Linked DNA regions of Homo sapiens: region 2 is linked to region 1. A link is a loop called in an ENCODE intact Hi-C map of the cell type or tissue named here. Cell type or tissue: heart right ventricle. All regions are shown on one strand. Each heading gives the region's core, and the rest is flanking DNA. Links, peaks and the distances in the headings are about the cores only.

Evidence for each region. Hi-C counts contacts between places; a loop is a spot of excess contacts. Peaks named below come from ENCODE experiments on the same cell type or tissue, not always from the same donor. Only the 100,000 strongest peaks of a DNase experiment are listed, where the experiment ranks them.
Region 2: a loop joins it to region 1, with 5 times the contacts of the local background. A loop is called at or near these places in 62 of 110 quality-filtered maps.

Annotation. Positions count from the first base shown.
Region 1 is chr20:37,562,808-37,567,278 of GRCh38, forward strand. No RefSeq gene overlaps it. Among named protein-coding and RNA genes, the nearest start is that of LINC01746, 6.1 kb to the right of the region's middle. In heart right ventricle, for the core only: CTCF peaks have their summits at 1,820 (motif pointing right) and 2,023; a DNase peak (open chromatin) is centred at 1,798; H3K27me3 peaks cover 2,500 bases.
Region 2 is chr20:38,206,883-38,211,353 of GRCh38, forward strand. KIAA1755 reads right to left here. Exons shown (of 14, transcript NM_001029864.2): 14 at 3,621-4,471. Among named protein-coding and RNA genes, the nearest start is that of TGM2, 44 kb to the left of the region's middle. In heart right ventricle, for the core only: no CTCF peak of the experiment used is centred there; a DNase peak (open chromatin) is centred at 2,289; H3K27ac peaks cover 2,415 bases.

The sequences.
Region 1 (4,471 bases), core at 803-3,302:
TACTGCAACCTCTATTATCAGCAAGGTCTTTATGACCTGAATCTTGTGCTGACCTTCTATCTGATCCTATGACTTAGAATGCCTTAACCGTCTGGGAATGCAGACCAGTAGGTCTCAGCCTGATTTTACCTGGCCCCATTCAAGATAGAGTTGCTCTGGTTTACACACCTCTCATATAGGGACATATCTGTATGTTTTCATGTCTCTTGGGTATACCTAACAGTGGAATTGCTGGATTACCAACTGGCATTATATTACCTATATAATATGAGGTATTATACAGGTAAGCTCCAGGAGGACAGAGACTGCTCATTACAGAATGTGCACAGTGCCCAGCACACACATGGCATGTAGCCAGTGCTGCAAGTCCACCTGAATGAGTAAAAAGCCAGCCAGCCTGATTTCCAAACTTAAGGGCTACACCCAGGAATTTGTTGTTCTGCCTCCTCCCCATCCACAGGCTACTGCTGGGGTTCCTGGCAGGTGTGGGGGCTGGGAGGGGAAGGGAGTTGGGGGAGGGGGCCTGGACACTTTTGTGAACCCTGTTGAGGTTGACAAAGGAGAGGGGTCACCATGGTCATGCCAGGGGTCTCTATCCCACACCTGGAATTTCTCTTAGGGCTTCCTGTGATGCTGAGATGGGGCAGCTGTGTCCCTGGCCCCACTCTTCTCCCTTGATGAAACTGCCTTTGCAGAAATTATAACAGTAAGAAAATTAGGACAGTGAAAGAGACCCATCTAACCAACCCCTATCTTGCCTTTCACCTCTAAACTGCCCTTAGGCATTCCTGGGCTTGGGCCAAGCTAACTTTGGGAGACATTTAGTTTATAGTTTAAACGATAATAGCCCATCTCCCAAACTAAACCGCCTTTGTAAAGATAATGAAAGAGCACTAGGTTAGGAAGATGAGAAGTGCCTACATTCTGCTAAGGTGGAGCTGTAACCGATTATCAGTCATTATTCCAGAGGCCACAAGATTCGCAACTTCTCCGGTTACTCCTGCAAATAACATCACTCTTGGAGAGTCCAAGATTGACTTTTTGAGACAAGTTTTCAGGTTTTTTGGCATTTCTTACTACCAATGGCTGGGGCATGGGGGTGCGGGTGGCACCCCAGTCCTGTGGCCCCACCCAGAAGCGGACTCAGCACCCCAGGACAATTTTCCACACCCCTGGGATTGCATCCCCAGCCAGTCAGCAGCACCCATTTCCTGGCCCGCCAAACTATCCTTGAAAAACTCCAGCCTCAGAATCTTCAGGGAGGCCGATTTGAGTACAAATAAAACTCCCGTGTCCAGCCAGCTCTGAGAAATCTGGCTGTCTCCGGGCAGCGGGCAAGGTGAACCCACGGGGTGGTTACATGGGGACCCAGGCTGTCTCTTGTATGGGGGACTTATGCAGGCCCAGCCCCTCCCCTTCTCCTTCCCACCCTCTGAGCGGCCTCCAGGACGCACTCGCGTGAGGAAACCCGGCCCGCGTGTCCGAGTTCTGTCCACGCCTTCTGCCAACAGCTGTCCTTTGCTCTTCGGGGCTCCTGGGACCGCGGGAAGGGGCCGGGGTTGCCTGGGGAAGGGGTGGGTGCACCTGTGTGCATGGTTTAGGGGTCTGGAGTCTTTGAGGTCGGTGGGTGTTTGTGTCTCTGTGTGTCTGTGAATCTGTCTCGTCTGTGGTTCCAGGCCTGGTGGCGCTGCAGACCCCAAGAGGCCGCCCTCCGCCTTCAGACAGCTCCCGCCGCCTCCCGGCGCCTGGGAGGAGACGGTGGGAAAATCGCGGCGGCGACGAGAGCCCGGCCTGCTCTTTCCGTTCCGCTCCCGCAGGGGGCGCCAGCGCTCCGTGGAGAGCGGCTGCGGCCCCAGAGACCACGCTCGGGCCGCCTGACGCCCAGAGCCCCCAGGAAGGGGAAACTGAGACCCAGGGAGGAGAAGGGAGGCTACTCAGACCTCCTAAATTCTAGTCCCAAATTCCACAGCACCAAGCTTGTCCCTAGACTTAGGAAATGCAGTGGGAGCGCTGTTCTCTACCTGGGCTGCACAGGCTGGCTCAGAGGTGGGGGATTGGACTCAATGACCTCTCAGTCCCCTCAGAGACCCTCGCCAGCTGTGGGGAGGTCCGCCAGCTCAGGGATGAGGTCTGGAGGGTAGGGCTGGGGGGACTTGGCCCTCTGGAAGTTGCTCACTGTGAGGGCTAGGTTGAGGACCCATTTATTCATCTGTAAAATGGGTGTGTAGGGAACAGGCATGTTCAGTTTTCTCCCTTGCTTTCGGCTTCATCCTAGCGCAGGTCAGAAGCTTAAGGGGAGCCTGGGCCAGCGTCCTGGGCATCCCATCCTTGCATTCTCCAGACATGACCACCTCCAGACCCTGCTCATTCCTAGACCTGCCTACTGGACCATGGGATGGTGATCGCGCCTACAGCATCCTTACCTAAGCAGCCCGACTCAAAACGATGAATTGGACCAATCAGTTATTGCCCTCCTGTTCTTCTAGAACTGTATACAGACACCCATTGTCCGTGGCCTTGTGCTGGGTGCCGGGGAGAGAGCAGTAAACAGAAAAGTGAGGCTCTGCCCCTAGAGACCCCACCGTCCAGAGAGAGGAGGCAGCGTGCCAAGCAAGTAAACAACAAACCAACAAACAATTACAAAGTCCTGTGAAGGAAACCAAGAAAGGGCAGACAGAAAGGACGACTGAGGAGGGGGAGGCTGCTCTTAGCTGCAGCTGTCAGGGGAGTTCCCTCCAATGAGGCAGCATTTAAACCAGGAGCTGAAAGATGAGTTGGAGTCAGCCATGCAGAGGCGAGGTCAGTGGAAAGGGTGAGCTAGGGCAAGGAAAACAATCAGACTCATCCTTTTATAAGATCCTCACGCTGCTGGGTGGAGAGTGGGCCTGGGCAGGGCGTGAAGGGCAGTCAGAAGGCCAGAGAGGACGCCGTTGCCATGAATCAGGGGACAGCTGCTGGTGGCTCAGACCAAGGTGGTGGCTGTGGAGGTGGTGGATTCTGGATGTATTTTAAAATAGGATTGGCGGGGCGTGGTGGCTCATGCCTGTAATCCCAGCACTTTGGGAGGTGGAGGTGGGTGGATCAACTGAGGTCAGGAATTCGAGACCAGCCTGGCCAACATGGTGAAACCCTGCCTCTACTAAAAATACAAAAATCAGCCAGGCATCGTGGCATGGATCTGTATTCTCAGCTACTCGAGAGGCTGAGGCAGGAGAATCGCTTAAACCCATGAGGCAGAGGTTGCAGTGAGCCAGGATCATGCCACTGTACTCCAGCCTGGGCAACAGAGTGAAACTGTGTCTCAAAAAAATAAAAATAAATAAATAAAAAAAATAGGGTTTATTTAATTTATTTATCAAATCAAATCAAATTGCCTTGAAGCCTTGGGTAGTTGGAAGTGCCTTTTTCCAAGGTGGGGACAGGTGTGTGAAACGCGGGATGGGCTGTAAGGGATCCCAGGACGGAATCCAGCCCTCCCTACGTATTCCCTGTCTTTGCAGGTAGGTTGTGGTTCTGAACTCAAGGATTAAGGCTTCCAAACTTGGTCCAGCTTCAGTATTGCCTGGGAGCTTCGGTCAATATGATTCTCAGGTCCCAGATCTTTTGACACAGAAGCTCTCAGGTGGCCCCTATGTGGGAGTCCCTGCCCCAGAGCCCAGCAGTTGTTTTCCCACTAGGACTGTGGTGACTCCCGTCTTCCTCTTCTAGGTGGCCAGACCCAGGTGAGGGAAGAGGCAGTGGTGGGAGAGTTTGGAGGGAGCGCCAAGAGACACACATGAGCAGAGGCTGCTGGAGAGTCAGAGATGTCGAGAAATGCCAGGGAAAAACAAGCTACCTTTTAATTTTGACCTCATTTCTAAATGATCACAGCTACCAAGGAAGATATTAATTTGCCTCCTGGGAAGTGGCTGGGGGAAGCACCAAGAGAAACTGGCAAGCAAAACAGGACCCAGAGGCTGAAGTCCTTGCACCGAGCACTTGCCAAGGTGGAGGTGGGGAGGGCTGGGACTCTGAGGGCCCTTTGGGTCCCTAGAATGATGCTAAGATAAGTCAGGCAGCTGCTGGCAGTCCAGTTCATTCTGAATCCATCCCACGAGAGGGGCTCAAATGGCCAAAATGTGTCCCTTGCCTTGACAGGCTTGGGAGGTTCATGGAACATTCTCTCACTGGCCCTCTTCACCTGGGGGTCATCCTGTAGGTCTCCCCACAAGCATCACTTCTTCAGGGGAGGCCTCCCTTGCTCCCCATTACTGGGTCATATCCCCAGTGTGAACACCCACTTGGCCTTCTCTTTCCTCCCGTGGGCATGTTCAATGCATGATGCACTTTCATCCAGCAAGGCAGACCTGCTGTCTCCTTTTACAGGTGAAGGCGCTAAGGTTCAGAGAGTTTAAGCAGTTTGCCCAAGGTCACACAGCTTGCACATGGCCTGGAACTTCTGTGGCTGCCACAGATACAGAAAACATTGCCC
Region 2 (4,471 bases), core at 1,166-3,665, 640 kb after region 1:
CTGTAGTAGCTTTCGTGTGGATTCTTTGGGATTTTTGAGATATAAAATAATGAGATCTGATCTTTTAAATATATAAATAGTTTTACTTCTGCTTTTCCAGTTGGATGCCTTTTTCCCCTTTTTCTTGTCTAACTGCGCTGGCTAGAACTTACAGTAAAATACTGAATAGCAGTGCTGCAAGTGGGCATTCTTGTCTTTCTCCTGACCTCAGAGAGAAAGCTTTTAGTCTTTCACCATTGAATTTGATGTTGGTTGTGGGTTTTTCATAAATGCCTTTTATCATGTTGAGTATGTTCACTTTTATTCCTATTTTTCTGAGTGTTTTTATCATGAAAAGCTATTGGGTTTTGTCAAATGCCTTTTCTGCATTGATTAAGATGGTCGTGTGGTTTAATTTCCTTTATTCCATTAATTTGGCATATTACACTGATTGATTTTCTTATGTTTAGCTATCTTTGCACTTCGAGAATAAATCCCACTTGGTCATGCTGTATAATCCTTTTAAGATGCTGTCATGTTTGGTTTGCTAGCATTTTGTTGAGGATTTTTGCATTTATATTCATGAGGTATATTCATAAGTTTAGTAATTTTCTTTGTGATGTCCACATTTGGCTTTGATATCAGGATAAGAGTGGCTTCGTAAAATGTTAGGAAGTGACTTCATTCCTTTTTAATGGCTAAATAATATTTCATTATGTGTATATTTTTAAAATCCGTTTTTAAAAAATCCATTCAACAGCTAATCAACATTTGGGTTGCTTCTACTTTTTGACTATCAGAAATAATTCTCAATAAGCATTCATGTATAAATTTTTGTGTGGATATGTTTTCATTTCTCTTGGGTATTGACCTAGTAATGGAATTGTTTGGTCATATGATAACTTGATGTTTCACAGTTTGAGGAACCGGCAAACTGCTTGCCAAAGTAGTTGCACCATTTTACATTGCCACCAGCAGTGTATGAGAGTTCTGATTTCTCCACATCTTCACCAACACTTGTTATACGTCTTTTTATTATAGCCATCTTTGTGGATGTGAAACAATATCTCCTTGTGGTTTTGATTTGCATTTCCCTGATGGCCAGTAATGTTGAATATCTTGTCATGTGCTTATTGGCCATCTGTACATCTTCTTTGGAGAAAAGCCTATTCAGGTCCTTTGTCCAGTTTAAAATTTACTATTATTAATAGTAGTATTTAGCTGTGAGAGCTTTTTACATATTATTGATACAGAATATTATCTTTTATGGGCCCACACTTGCAACTCTCTTCCAAGGTCTGCCCTGGAGCTACCAGACTCTGCTTTGTGCCACATGATTCTGCAGAAAGCCTGAAGTGCCTTGGAGGTGTAAAATGTCCTCCAGAGTTCCCCCACGCAGTCAGGCAGAGGCAGGGACTTGGTCTGAAATTGCACCTTGGCTTCCCTCCCTTCCCTGTTCTGCTTGCCTTTCTGGTTTCTCTTGTGATCACCTCTTCAATGAATCACCTGTACCTGAATCCTCACCCCTAGGTCCACTTCTGGGGAACCTGACCCCAGAAAAAGCTTGGAATGGCTGAGGAAATGAAAACAAGTTAGTGCTTCTGGAACTCAGAAGACATGGAGATTGAGATGAGGCTGAAGTGGAGGGCAGAGGCTGACAACACAGGCTTTGTAGATCACAGAAAGGTTGGATTTTCTATCTGGAGAGCTATGAGGTGCTACTGTTCAGGGTTAAGCGGGGCTGACATTATATTACATTTTGAAATACCCCTCTAGTTTCTGGGTGGAGAACAGATGAAGGGGATCCAAGTGACTGCAGGAAGACCACTGCGGACCCTGTTATAGTTGTCTGGGGCTAGAGGATGGAGGCTGGGATGAGGGTGAGGACGATGGAGGGAGAGAGAAGTAGAAGATAACAGAGAGATCAGGAGAGTGGATTTAGGGGTTAAGGGGAGGTTTGAGGACAACTTGCAAGTTTCCAGCCTGGGTACCTGGATGGATGGTCAGTGCACAGAGAGGGAAGCAGGACTGGAAGGGCAGGTCAGAGATTCCACATGCAAAACACCACCAGTTTTCCTTCCTGGTCTGACCTAATCCCTCCATTTCACAGATGGGGAAAGGAGGTCCTAAGGAAGTACCTGACTACCCAGAGTTCCCCAGCATGCCCCAGGCAGAGGGCAATGGGACCCCCAGAGTCCTGCCGCCTATCCAGAGCACTTACCCTACAGGGGACTCTCTGGCTCTGGCCTCAGAGAGCTATTTTCAGCTGGGGTTTGAGACGAGGCAAATTTGTCCTGGGCTGGAGGCCAATTCACAGCCCCTGGAGAACAGGACATCTCTGCTTTATGAGGTCAGACTGTATTCTGACCCCAGCCAGCCACCCTGTCTGGGTCTAAAGTGGGTGTGACAGCCACCCTGTCTGTGTCACAAGGGTGTGAGGGGCCTACCTCAAAGTGGCTGACAAAACACACGCTCATCCACAATCCTGGGTTTGGCATTGATCCAGAACCAGGCCCAGACCCTGTGCTTTCCCCTTCTTGGCCCCTTTCCTGGCTGTGTGACCTTGGGCAAGTCATTGCCCCTCTCCAGGCTTTAGTCTTCCCATCTGTAAAATGGGGCCATCTCAGAGTATGACTTCTGTGACCCAAAGGGTTGTAGTAAATATCAGATGGGAAATAGATGGACAAAAAGTGCTTTGCGAACTGTAAAGTGCCTAGACTTCTATTGGGGCTCAGTCCTATGTCTGCCCCACATCACTGCCCAGCAGTGAAAAGTCTTTTCAAAGCTTTGTTCCTTCACAAGATGGCTACTCCTCTGGAAAGGAAGAAGTCTTGGTGTGGAACACAAGGATCCAGAGATCTTATTTTCCTGACCCAGCAGGCTTGGCAAATCCAGTGGACAGATGGAAAAACTGAGGAGCACCTATCTACTCAGAGGCACTAGGCTGTTAAGCCTGGATTCAAAAGCAGGGCTCTCCAAGATGAGAAAGATCCTCATCCATCCAACGCCTCCATTGGAAAGATGGGGTAAACTGAGCACCAGAGAGAGGAAGCAACCTGCCTCGGGTGACCAGGCCATCAGCAACAGGGCAGAGTGGCACCTGAAGTGCCTGACTTCCAGGCTGTGCTTCTCTTTCTGTCTCTTGCCTACCAGCCCCTTGAGCTTGAAAAAAGTGTTCCCATCACAGTGGGATGTTGACAGTCACATCACTGGCTGACTTGGGGTTCCTTGAAAGCCCATCTTCTTCCACCACAGCAGGCTTCAAACTTTGTTTAAAAATCCCATGGAGGGGCACTGTGGCCTCTGCCTCCTCAGAGCAGTCTCTCAGGGGCTGAGGCTTTGCTGATTCAAAGCTATGTCATCACTCGCAGGGAATCTCTGGGGGAGGCCATGCCATGCCATGCCCCTACTGTGGGCATATTTGGGCAAAGTCAATAAACTAGGCCCAGATCAAGTCCAGCTCTGCCCCTCACTGTGGCACTGGGCAAGGTACCTCCAAATCTCTCTGAGTTTCAGCTTTGTCCTCAGTAAAATAGGGTGGAATCAGTCCTCATAATGTTGTAAAAAAAATTCAACAAGCCCTGTAAAGCTTTTAGAGGATTTAGCTCAAAGCTAGGCACAAAGAAAATGCAAAAGAAATGTTAGCTGTTATTATTCGATATTTTTATACATTGTTACTCATTATGACATTTCATTTCTGCATTCCCTTCTTCCCCAGGGGATGCAGTGAGGGGAGAGATTGTTGGGGTACAGTTCTTTCTGGGGACAGAGGGATGCACAAGGTAACCTTGGGGACTCCTCCCGCCCAAGTATTCTTAGATTACCTGTGCCCGCTTTGCCCCCCTTCCTTCTAGCAGTAGCTGTGGTCTCTCACAAGTCAGTTTCCATCCCAGCACCCCAGTTTCTGTGGCTCCCTGCCTGTGGTACCCACTGGCTGGATGCTGTTGCTATGGCAACAGCATTTTAAAAGCCGTCGGCCCTCTCTGAGGCAACAGGCATGGATGGAGATGGGCTGATCAACGCCTCTTGCATCTTTGGGCCTGTCTGGATGGAAGGCAGGGAGGGGAATGCAAGAATCAAACCTGGCTTTGGGTGGAGGACTCAGGCCCCAGCCCCGGGTGTTCCCCAAATGCACCCCCACTTTGCTGAGTCACACAGGAAGAGCACTTGGCTACAAACGCAGATTCCAGCCACCTGCCAGCACCAAGAGTCTATTTTAATGTCTGGGGTAGGATTCCCTAGGAAGCCTTTTGACCGGCTCTGCTCATGGCTCTGAGGCAGGCAGGCCCTAGACCACACCTGGGGAAGTCTTCAGTCTTGGAAGATTCCTGAAGCCATTTTAGGTATCAAGTGTGTGACTCTTGGCTGAGACAGCTCCTGAGAAGCCCTAGTTGTCCTCCTGTGCCTGGCCCAGGCCTGCCTCTCTCCCCTTCACAGCCTCATTGTGGGGGACCTGTGCCCCACAGCCTCTTTCTGGAGCCAGGAAAATTCA